2 separate regions of the Mus musculus genome follow, and region 2 is linked to region 1. The links are chromatin contacts, found by Hi-C or POLR2A ChIA-PET in ENCODE. All regions are on one chromosome and are shown on one strand. The core of a region is the stretch at or near the end of the contact, and the rest is flanking DNA. Distances in the headings are between cores, read along the strand shown. Region 1 holds the start of Snf8 (SNF8, ESCRT-II complex subunit, homolog (S. cerevisiae)). Region 2 has its middle 9.6 kb from the start of Gm22423.

Region 1 (5,186 bases), core at 1,056-3,555:
TGCCTTTAATCCTAGCACTCGAGAGGCAGAGGCAGGCAGATTTCTGAGTTCGAGTTCGAGGCCAGCCTGGTCCACAGAGTGAGCTCCAGGACAACCAGGGCTATACAGAGAAACCCTGTCTCGAAAAAAAAAAAAAAAAAAAAAGCCCATTTCAAGCCAAAGCCCCTCCTCTTCCTCAGCAACCACAATGCCCAAGCGCATTCAGAGTCCATACACAAAAGGGTGAGGTTAGAGACGGGGCCTGAACCCGTCATTCATCTGCCCTCCTGCATGTTCCCAGGTGCCGAGAGTGACAGGTGCCACAAGTCAGGCCCGTTTTCACCACTGTGAGATACATGAAATAAAAGCCGTAAGCTGGGGTACAGTTGGGGATGGGACACATCCACTGCATGTGCCAGGCCCTGAGTTTGCTACAAAGCACCGTAATAAAGGATGCATGCATGGTCCTTTCATCCCACCACGGGGAGGCAGAGGCAAGTGAATGGCCTACTGAAAGGCCACCCTGTTCAACTCTGCTAGTCCCAAGCAATGAGAGGCAGTAAGAGCCTCTCGAAAAACAAGCAAGAAAAGAAAGAGGCCAGACATGGTGCCAAATGGCTTTATCCTAACATTTGGTAGGCAGAGGCAGGAGGATCTCTGTGAGTTCCAGGCCAACCTGGTCTACATTGTGAGTTCCAGGGCTGCCAGGAGTGCATAGACCCGGTCTCAACAAAACAAATAAAGCAAAATTTCCAAAAAAAAAAAAAAAAAAGGCATCTGTCCAGCAGACTGTTCAACCTTGCACACCACCATTCTTACTATTAATCATTATGCCTAAAGATTATCATTTCAAAGTATCTCTCATAATATTAATAATTTTACTTTCTGTCTCAACTTCTTTGGACATGCCGGTGAATCCCATTGGCTTATGCTTTCCTAATGCAACTGCAATGTTATTAGTAAATAAATATCAGTGGGCTGGAGAGATGGCTCAGCGGGTAAGAGCACTGGCTGCTCTTCCAGAGGTCCTGAGTTCAATTCCCGCACCACGTGGTGGCTCACAACCATCTGTAATGTCATCTTGGTGCCTTCTTCTCGTGTGTCTGAATACAGCAACAATGTACTCACATATATTAAATAAATAAATCTTTTAAAAATAAATAGATAGATATCAGCATTCGTTTTTGTTTTGTTTTTCAAGACAGCACGGTGACTCTTTATAGCCATGGCTATCCTGGAATTCCCTCTGTAGACCAGGCTGGCCTCCAACTCAGAGATCCATCTGTCCCTGCCTTCCCGAGTCCTGGGATTAAAGGCGTGTGCCACCTCTGCCTGGCGAAATGTCAGTACTCTGAGGAAAAATTATCATTTTGGTTTTTAAAGAAAGTTTAAATTTTTGCTGTGTTGAGCACGGCTTCCAGCACTTGTGCATGTCAGGCAAACGCTCTAACGCTGAGGTACATTCCCAGATCACTGGATGAACTTTTTAAATCTAGGTTGACATGGAATTGTAATGAGGATTGAACATGACCATAAGGTTGGGAAGGGTGGCATTTGCTCTGATCAGACTGAGGCTGGACAGGCTGGGAGCCCAGCCTTAGCAGCAAAGTGAGACACCATCTTTAAAAAAAACAAAAAGAGACAATAACCAAATAAAATAAAAAGGGGAAACGCACAAGTCTAATCAGTCAAAAATCTTAGCTAGTATTACTAGCCATTCTCCCTAAATCTGGATTTGCCTGACATCCTATTTTTAGTTCAGTGGAGACGATCTATACCAAAGGTATATTGGCCAGCCCTGGTCCATCTCCCTTCCTGTCTGAAGCCTTTCAGTCACTCACCTGGGCCAGCTGGTCCTCAGCCAGGACAGTCCCTCGCTCCTTATACTTGGCCTGTCAGACAAAAAGACCGGCATGAGTTGTGACAGTGATCGCCAAGGCTCCCATTGCGCTGCCACTGCCTTAGTATTAAAGATATGTCTTATGCAGTGACTTAACCAGCAGCCTCCTGACACTCCAATCACTCCTCCCTGGGCTCCGGAGAAACCTGTCTTCTACAGATTTAGGGGACTAGAACTCCATTCCGGGAGAATTCAGTGTCTCGAGGGCAGAGCAGGCTCCATCCCGGCTTCTTTCGCGCTCACCTCTGCGAGTTTCTTCTTGGCAATGGCGCCAGCTCCCACCCCGCGCCGGTGCATCCCCACCCCGGGCCCGCGGGCCGCCCCGCAGCCCCGACCCCAGCTCTCCGCGTCCCAGGTTCTGTCGCCAGCTCCCAACACGGAAGCCGGGTGCCGTGCGTCATTTGAGCGCGCCGGAAGTCTCGATATTCACTTCCTGCCGCGGAGTCGAGGAGTTTCTTGCAAGGGCCCCAGTCCCCGCCCTAGCTGGGGGCCAATTTCCAGGAAGTCCAGACGACATCGCAAACGCTAACCCCATGTCCTATTTTAATTCCCCATGCATCCTACCAAGGTGGGCTCCTGGAGAGCGACAGATGCTTCAGGGACATGACCAAGAGCTGTGTTGGCCATGGAAGGTGCCATTTTTTTTTTTTTTTTAGCAAGGGTCTCTCCATAACCATGGTTGGTTGGTCTGGAACTATGCAAGCCAAGCTCACTTCGAATTCAGAGTTCTCCTGCCTTTACCTCCAAATGTTGGGATTAAATGCATGAGCCACCAAACTCATGGGTGCTACCTTGAGCAAAAACCGAGAATAAAACGAAACCTTAGATTAACAAAAAAAAAAAGGCGGCAGCATCTGATAGTTTTGTGCCACGCACTGCACAACTTGCCTTGTTCTATACTTGTTCAAAACCCTCAAGTTCGTGAGTTGGTATTGTATTTCACAAGGGATTCGGGAATCTGCCTTAAATTACTTAACGTCATGAAATAGGACTAGCTATGAGTCAGACAGTCTGACTCAAATTTGGGTTTTTTGGAGGGGGCGGAGTGGGCTAGGGGGAGACAGAGTTTCTCAATGTAGCCTTGGCAGTCCTAGAATTCACTTGCTCTGTAGACCACACTGGCCTTGAATTCAGAGATCTTCCCCATCTTGAGCCACCATACCTGGCCCTTAGCTGTAAAATCTTAACCCAACTCAAGAATTTCTGCAGAGGAATTCAATAGGTAAGTTTGATCAAGTCAGGGTTTGTTTATTCCACCTAGCAGACAGGCTTACTGCATGAACTTCTAAATTTCTCCCTAACACAGGCAGTGTTGTGCCTAGTAAGAGCTAGTGGTGAGGTTTTAAATACAATCGTTATGATTAAAAACGATGTTTATAGACAGTCTTTTACAGTGGCTGGCTAGGAGGAAATACATTACACAAACGAAGGGAGGAAAACATGTAACTCTGTTTGAGACTTTGACACTCTCATCAGATATTCAAGATGCCACAAATGTAAATCCAAACTTTTCCTTTGCCTTCTTTTTTTTTTTTTAAGATTTATTTATGCCGGGCAGTGTCGGCAAATGCCTTTAATCTCAGCACTTGGAAGGCAGAGGCAGGCTGATTTCTGAGTTCGAGGCCAGTCTGGTCTACAGAGTGAGTTCCAGGACAGCCAGGTCTACACAGAGAAACCCTGTCTCGAAAAAAAAAAAAAAAAAAAAAAGAAGAAGCCGGGCGGTGGTGGCACACACCTTTAATCCCAGAGAAACCCTGTCTCAGAAAAAAAAAAGAAAAAGGAAAAGGAAAAAAAAAAGAAATTCAGAAGTCTTAAAAAAAATGTAAATGTTTTTAAATTGTATTTTTATGTATGTTTTGTCAGTGTGGATGTACATCACTTGTATGCAGTGCTCTTAGATGCCAGAAGAGGGCATCAGATCTCTTGGGACCAGATATATAAACAGTTGTAAAGTGTCTTGTCCATGCTGGGAATTGAACCCCAGATCCTTTGCAAAAACAGTCAGTGCTCTTTACCACTAAGCCATCCCTCCAGCCACCCCACCCCATAAATATACATATGATATATAATATAAGATATATGATATAAATTTTATTTCAAATTTCCTTTTGTTGTTGTTGTTTAACTATATTTGCCATGTGATCCAGCAGTTCTACTGGGAGGATTTTTTAAAAAAGATTTATTTATTTTATGTATATGTGAGTATACTGTCACCATCACTGTCTTCAGACACACTAGAAGAGGGCCTTAGGTCCAATTACAGATGGGTGTGAACCACCATGTGGCTACTAGGACTTGAACTCATGACCTTCAGAAGAACAGCCAGTGCTGTTAACTGCTGAGCTGTCTCTCTAGCCCTTTTGGTTTTTTGTTTTCTTTTTTCTTTTTCTTTCTTTTCTTTTTTTTTAATAAACCAAATCCACTCAGACTGCGTTCCCTCCCTCTCACCCTCCCGAAGGAGAGAAGAATGATCATCAATGGCAAGAGGCAGCTGCAATCAAGCAGCACCTAGAGCCGGCTTCACGCTCAGTAGGGGATGCTACGTCTCGTCCTCGTGGTTTCAGGTGCTCTACACAGTCAGAGAAACTTCTCTAGTAACGAACTATAGAAATGATCCCTGAAAGTATAGTCTTCCTTTTGTTGTTTTTTAAAGACAGAGTTTCTCTATAGTCCTGGAACACAGTTTATAAACTAGGCTGGCTTTGAACTCAGAGATCCACTTGCCTCTGGTGCTGGGTTTAAAGTCATGCACCATGCCAGGCAGTAGTGACCCATGCCTTTACTCCCAGCTCTTGGGAGGCAGAGACAGGCAGGTGGCAAATCTCTATGGTTCAAGGCCAGCCTGGTCTACAAAGCAAGTCCTGGACAGCCAGGGATACACACACACACAAAACCCTGCCTCAAAAAATTAATTAATTAATTAATTTAAATAAATAAAAAGAAAAGCCATGCATCACTCCAGGTTTCTTCCTTCCTTTCTTCCTTCCTTTCTTTTTAGACAAAGTCTAACTGTGTAGCCCTTGCTTGCCTTGAACTCACTATCATGAATCAGGCTGGCTTTCAGACTCAAAGACATCCACCTGCCTCTGGCTCCAGAGTGCTGGGATTAAAGATGTGGGCTGCCATGCCCTTCATCTTTATTTTATTTTATTTTGTTTTATTTTGAGACAAGTTCCACTACATCATCCTAACTCCAACTATATAGTCCAGCTTGCTCAAACTCTCAGCAATCTTCATGCCTCGTCTAACCCTACCATCCTTTAAGGCTTTGGTTCTGCCTCCTCACTCACTCTCATGCTGTATTTCC
Region 2 (5,186 bases), core at 1,246-3,745, 59 kb before region 1:
CTATTGGATGGACCACAGGGCCCCCAATGGAGGAGCTAGAGAAAGTACCCAAGGAGCTAAAGGGAACTGCAACCCTATAGGTGGAACAACAATATGAACTACCAGTACCCCGGAGCTCTTGTCTCTAGCTGCATATGTTTCAAAAGATGGCCTAGTCGACCATCACTGCAAAGAGAGGCCCATTGGACTTGCAAACTTTATATGCCCCAGTACAGGGGAACGCCAGGGCCAAAAAGGGGGAGTGGGTGGGTAGGGGATTGGGGGGGTGGGTATGGGGGACCTTTGGGATAGCATTGAAAATGTAAACGAGGAAAATACCTAATTAAAAATAAATAAATAAATAAAATAAAAATAAAAAATAAAAAATGTAGCAGTGTCTTGACCTTCCCAGCCACTGGTTCTTAGCCAGGTTTGGTTTTGTATGTGTTTCCAGAAAGGTTTACAGGAATTGCAGACTGGCTTTGTACGCACTCTGTAGCCAAGAATAACCTTGAACTAACCCCTATTGGCTCTGGATAACAGGATACACAGTGTGCCACTCTGCCCAGTTTCTGTGTGACTACTGTTTCTTTTCTTTTGTGCTCTTTTCTTGGAGGAAGGGCAGGGTCTATACTGAGGTCCTCTTGCTTCTGTGCCACCATCACCCCAGTACTAAGATTGCAAGTGTGCACCTCACACCAGCCTCTAGCATGCGTCTTATAAGCATCCAGTAAATGCAACTGGGCAGGCCACTTAGAAAGAGGGTGTTGGGGGCTGGAGAGATGGCTCAGTGGTTGGGAGCACTGGCTGTTCCTCTAGAGGACCAGGGTTCGATTCCCAGCACCCACATGGCAGCTCACAACTGTCTATAACTCTGGATCCAGGGGACGTGCATACTATGCATAAAATAAACCTTTAAAAAAAGAAAGAAAGAGGATATTATGCTGAGCTGGGAGCTCTGGCTTTGAAGTCAGATAGCCCTGAATCCTGACTCCCATTTCTTCATTTACTTAGTCTGTCTGCACTTAAGTGTCCTTCTCTGGAAGGAGAAGCCATATTGATTCTGAGGGTTACCAAGAAGACAAAGCAAAAAATAATACCGGCAAAGGGTTTGACACAAGGGCAGATCCACAGTGGCCATCTTAGGACCCTCATGGGAATGCCAGTCATTTCTCATGTAAAGTAGAGGTGGTGATGCCCAGTGGGTGCTGAAAGGCTTGAAGGACAGGCCATGTATTTTTCTCTCCCCTATTCAGTCTGATTCTGCTCTTTTTAAGTGTGTGTGTGTGTGTGTGTGTGTGTGTGTGTGTGGTGAACCCAGATCTTGCCAATTGGCTACTCTAGCAAGCTGATTTGATCCAGGGATCCCCATCTGTACTTTTTTGTTTTGTTTTGTTTTGTTTTTCGAGACAGGGTTTCTCTGTGTAGCCCTGGCTGTCCTGGAGCTCACTCTGTAGACCAGGCTGGCCTCGAACTCAGAAATTCACCTGCCTCTGCCTCCCGAGTGCTGGGATTAAAGGCATGCGCCACCACGCCCGGCTTCCATCTGTACTTCTAAGCACTAGGATTAGAGGTGGACTCCAGAATCCATCTGGCATTTCCATGGATGCAGGAATCCAGAGTCCAGTCCTTGTGCTTTTATGGGAAGCGTGGTACCCACTGAGCCGACTCCAGGGACTCTTCACCTGATGTTTTGAGAAACGTTTTCTCACTGAGACCAACCAGTTCACTGATCAGCTGGGTTTCTCTGTGTAGCCCTGGCTGGCCTGGAACTCACTTTGTAGACCAGGCTGGCCTGGAACTCAGAAATCCACCTACCTCTGCCTCCCAAGTGCTGGGATTAAAGGCGTGGGCCACCACCGCCCAGCGGCTTGACACTTCTAAATAAGTAAGACACACTCACATCCCATGTGCAATGTAGCTTAAACACAAGCTTCACACACATTGAATTTTAGCTGACTGGATAATGTAGTAGAGTTATTTGTTTAATCTTTGTTTAATTCTATAATGTGACTTTTTTCCCTCTCTTTCTTTCTTTCTTTCTTTCTTTCTTTCTTTCTTTCTTTTCATTTTTTAAAAAAAGATTTATTTATTTATTATATGTAAGTACATTGTAGCTGTCTTCAGACACACCAGAAGAGGGAGTCAGATCTCGTTACGAATGGTTGTGAGCCACCATGTGGTTACTGGGATTTGAACTCTGGACCTTCAGAAGAGCAGTCGGGTGCTCTAACCCACTGAGCCATCTCACCAGCCCCTTTCTTTTTATTTTGAAATCAATAACTTTTTCCAGGTTTCAATCATGGTCCCCAAACCTAAAACTATGAAGTCAAGGAGTAGGTCTTGCCATTGCTAAGGTAGCTGGGTTAGATTCTATTCCCAGAATTTGCTAACCCCCAAACCCAAGTGGACTGTACCCACCCCACTGACGTGTCCATTCATCTGCCCACCCATCCACCCACCAATTCATGCAACCATCCATCCATCCAGAGGGACTATAGTAGGAAAGGCAAGCACGGTATGAGGCTGCCCTCTAGAGGTTGCTCCAGGAAGGTACAAGTGGGGAAGTTGAGATCCTCCTGCATGCCTCGGTTACTTGTTTTGTATTTGTTTGTTTTTAAGATTTATTTATTTTATGTAAGTACACTGTCAACATCTTCACATCAGACACACCAGAAGAGGGCATCAGATCCCATTACACATGGTTGTGAGCCACCATGTGGTTGCTGGGAACTGTACTCAGGACCTCTGCAAGAGCTGTCAGTGCACATGAGGTCTAAGACACTTAAATAGGCACTTCGGTACAGTTCATTGCTATGGCTGCTGGGCTGCACCAGGGAAAACCAAATGTCTCAGGTATCCGGAGTAGGCATCTCAGGGCTATTAGCGCTCAATCTAGGCCTCAAAGGGTGTCTGTGACATTTCCAGGCTGCAGAGAAAAGCTATTCTGGGTGAGAGGAACACCTCTACAGAATGTCAGACTTGCAAGGGCCTGTGAGGATAGACATACCTAGTAGTTCACAGCAAGACACACCTAGCAGGGAAGGGAGGGCCATGTAATGAGGAAATCCACCCAACAGAACTTCTGTTGTGCCCAAGGATAAAGTCAGAGTGCTGATTACAAAGCGGCAGGATCTTAATCCTTAGAGTGAGGGCATGAATTTGTTCATTCAGTTGGTATTTGCTGAGTGAGCATCTCGCCTGTGCCAGAGGCTATTTTAAGCACGCTGTGTACAACAGGCAACAAACCTACCCTTGAGCAGCTTAAAAAGTAAGCATGCTCAAAAGAACAAATGGCAAACACTACATGGAATCGTATTTGTTTGTTGTATAGATGGCCATGCTAGAAGCTGCAGGCAGCTCTCTGAGTGAAAGAATAATGCAGACCAGAAGGAGGGACCATTGTTGAATGAAAAATAAAAGAAAGAAAAAGGAAAGGGGGGCTGGTGAGATGGCTCAGCGGTTAAGAGCACCGACTGCTCTTCCAAAGGTTCTGAGTTCAAATCCCAGCAACCACATGGTAGCTCACAACCATCTGTAACGAAATCTGATGCTCTCTTCTGGAGTGTCTGAAGACAGCTACAGTGTACTTACATATAATAAATAAATAAATATTTTTTAAAAAAGAAAAAGGAAAGGAATGGACATGACTGCTCCTAGAAGTGATGGAGGAGTTTATAGATACATGGGAGAGCATAGCTAGAGGCAGGCACATCTGGGAGAGTCCAGACTCTCATGATGCTAAACCATGTGAAAAGAGGAGGAGGGAGGGAGCAAAACCAAGTACAACAGCCAGAAGTACAAAAGGAGCAAAAGAAGGTAGACAACCAAAATGTCTGGATTGTGTAGGGAAGAGCCTGTGGGGGAGGGGCTCTTCCCTGGGCTAGTAAGTTCAGAGGGCAGAGTATGTCAGCCCTACCCTCTAACAGGTAAGCACTGAGGGATGCTGGGAGAACCTGGAGGCCCAGGTCCACATTGATCTATTAAACAGGTGCCTCCACCACTTGTCCTGGGTTGGAATCTGAACAGTCACCATGCCTATGGCTCTTTGCTGAGTGCTGAATGGGGTTAATTAAAAAACAAATGGGGGCTGGAGAGATGGCTCAGCGGTTAAGAGCACTGACTGCTCTTCCAGAGGTTCTGAGTTCAATTCCCAGCAACCACATGGCGGCTCACAACCATCTGTAATGAGATCCAATGCCCTCTTCCGGTGTGTCTGAGGACAGCTACAGTGTACTTATGTATAATAAATAAATAAATAAATAAATAAATAAATAAATAAATAAAATCTTTAACAAACAAAAAAAAAAAACCAGAAAGAGGCTCAGTAGCTCTCTGGCTGCTTTTCCAGAGGACCCTGTTTGACTCCCAGCAATCACCTGGCAGCTCTAACCACTGTTGCTCAAGTCCCAGGGTCCCAGGGAACCCAATGCTCTTTCATGGCCTCCTCAGACACCAGACATGCATGTAATGCATACACTTTATGTAGGCAAAACTTCCCATACACATACTGTAATAAAAATACACATAAAGTCTGTTGAAGTGGTACAGGCCTTTAATCCCATAGTTTAGGAGGCAGAGACAGGTGGATCTCTGAAAATCGAGACAAGTCTGCTCTACAAGTTCCAGGACAGCCAGGGTTACGCAGAGAAACCTTATCTAAAAAAAAAAAAAAGTTATACATAAAAACAAGTTACACACACACACACACACACACACACACACAGAGTGTGTTAGTTGATGTCTACACCACACCTATACCTGATTCCCTCAGAGGCCAGAAGAGGGCATCAGATACCCTGCAATTGGAATTTCAGATCTAGTGAGCCACAGTGTGGGTGCTGGATCCTCTGGAAGAGCAGTCACTGCTCTTAACCATGGAGCCATCTCTCCAGCTCCTTCTGTAGGCTTAGATTTTTCAAAACCTACTTTAATTATGGCTCTTTAATGCTTTGACCTCCCTTCTAGCCCACCACCCACCAGAGGTAGGGGAAAGAAGGTTAATAGCAAATGGAGGTTTAGAAATTATTGTTTTCTTTTTCTTTTTCCAGAGCTGAGGACTGAACCCAGGGCCTTGTGCTTGCTAGGCAAGCACTCTACCACTGAACTAAACCCCCAACCCCTAGAAATTATTCTTTAAGGTGATTCCAATCTTCCTTGCTAGCAGTCCAGTCCACTAGCAAAACACCAACCATGAATCAACAGTG

What was found. A loop is a pair of places that touch in the nucleus more often than their neighbours do. ChIA-PET counts read pairs that join two places held with the same protein, here RNA polymerase II (POLR2A).
Region 2: a map of CH12.LX shows a loop between it and region 1 (2.6-fold over the local background). The contact joins the enhancer-like site here to the promoter of Snf8 in region 1. A Hi-C loop is called at or near these places in 1 of 37 maps with a recorded cell type or tissue (CH12.LX). POLR2A ChIA-PET finds 5 or more read pairs at or near these places in 2 of 5 experiments (Patski and embryonic stem cell).

What each region holds. Positions count from the first base shown.
Region 1 is chr11:96,032,004-96,037,189 of GRCm38, reverse strand. It overlaps Snf8 (SNF8, ESCRT-II complex subunit, homolog (S. cerevisiae)), which reads right to left and starts at 2,305. Exons shown (of 8, transcript NM_033568.3): 1 at 2,123-2,305; 2 at 1,821-1,871. The coding sequence starts at 2,176. It overlaps Gm24949 (a small nucleolar RNA gene), which reads right to left and starts at 4,512; the gene lies at 4,298-4,512.
Region 2 is chr11:96,090,859-96,096,044 of GRCm38, reverse strand. No RefSeq gene overlaps it. Among named protein-coding and RNA genes, the nearest start is that of Gm22423, 9.6 kb to the right of the region's middle. Within about 2 kb of position 2,495, at least 1 of the 3 ENCODE cell types and tissues checked has a DNase peak (open chromatin) inside an H3K27ac peak, as active enhancers do.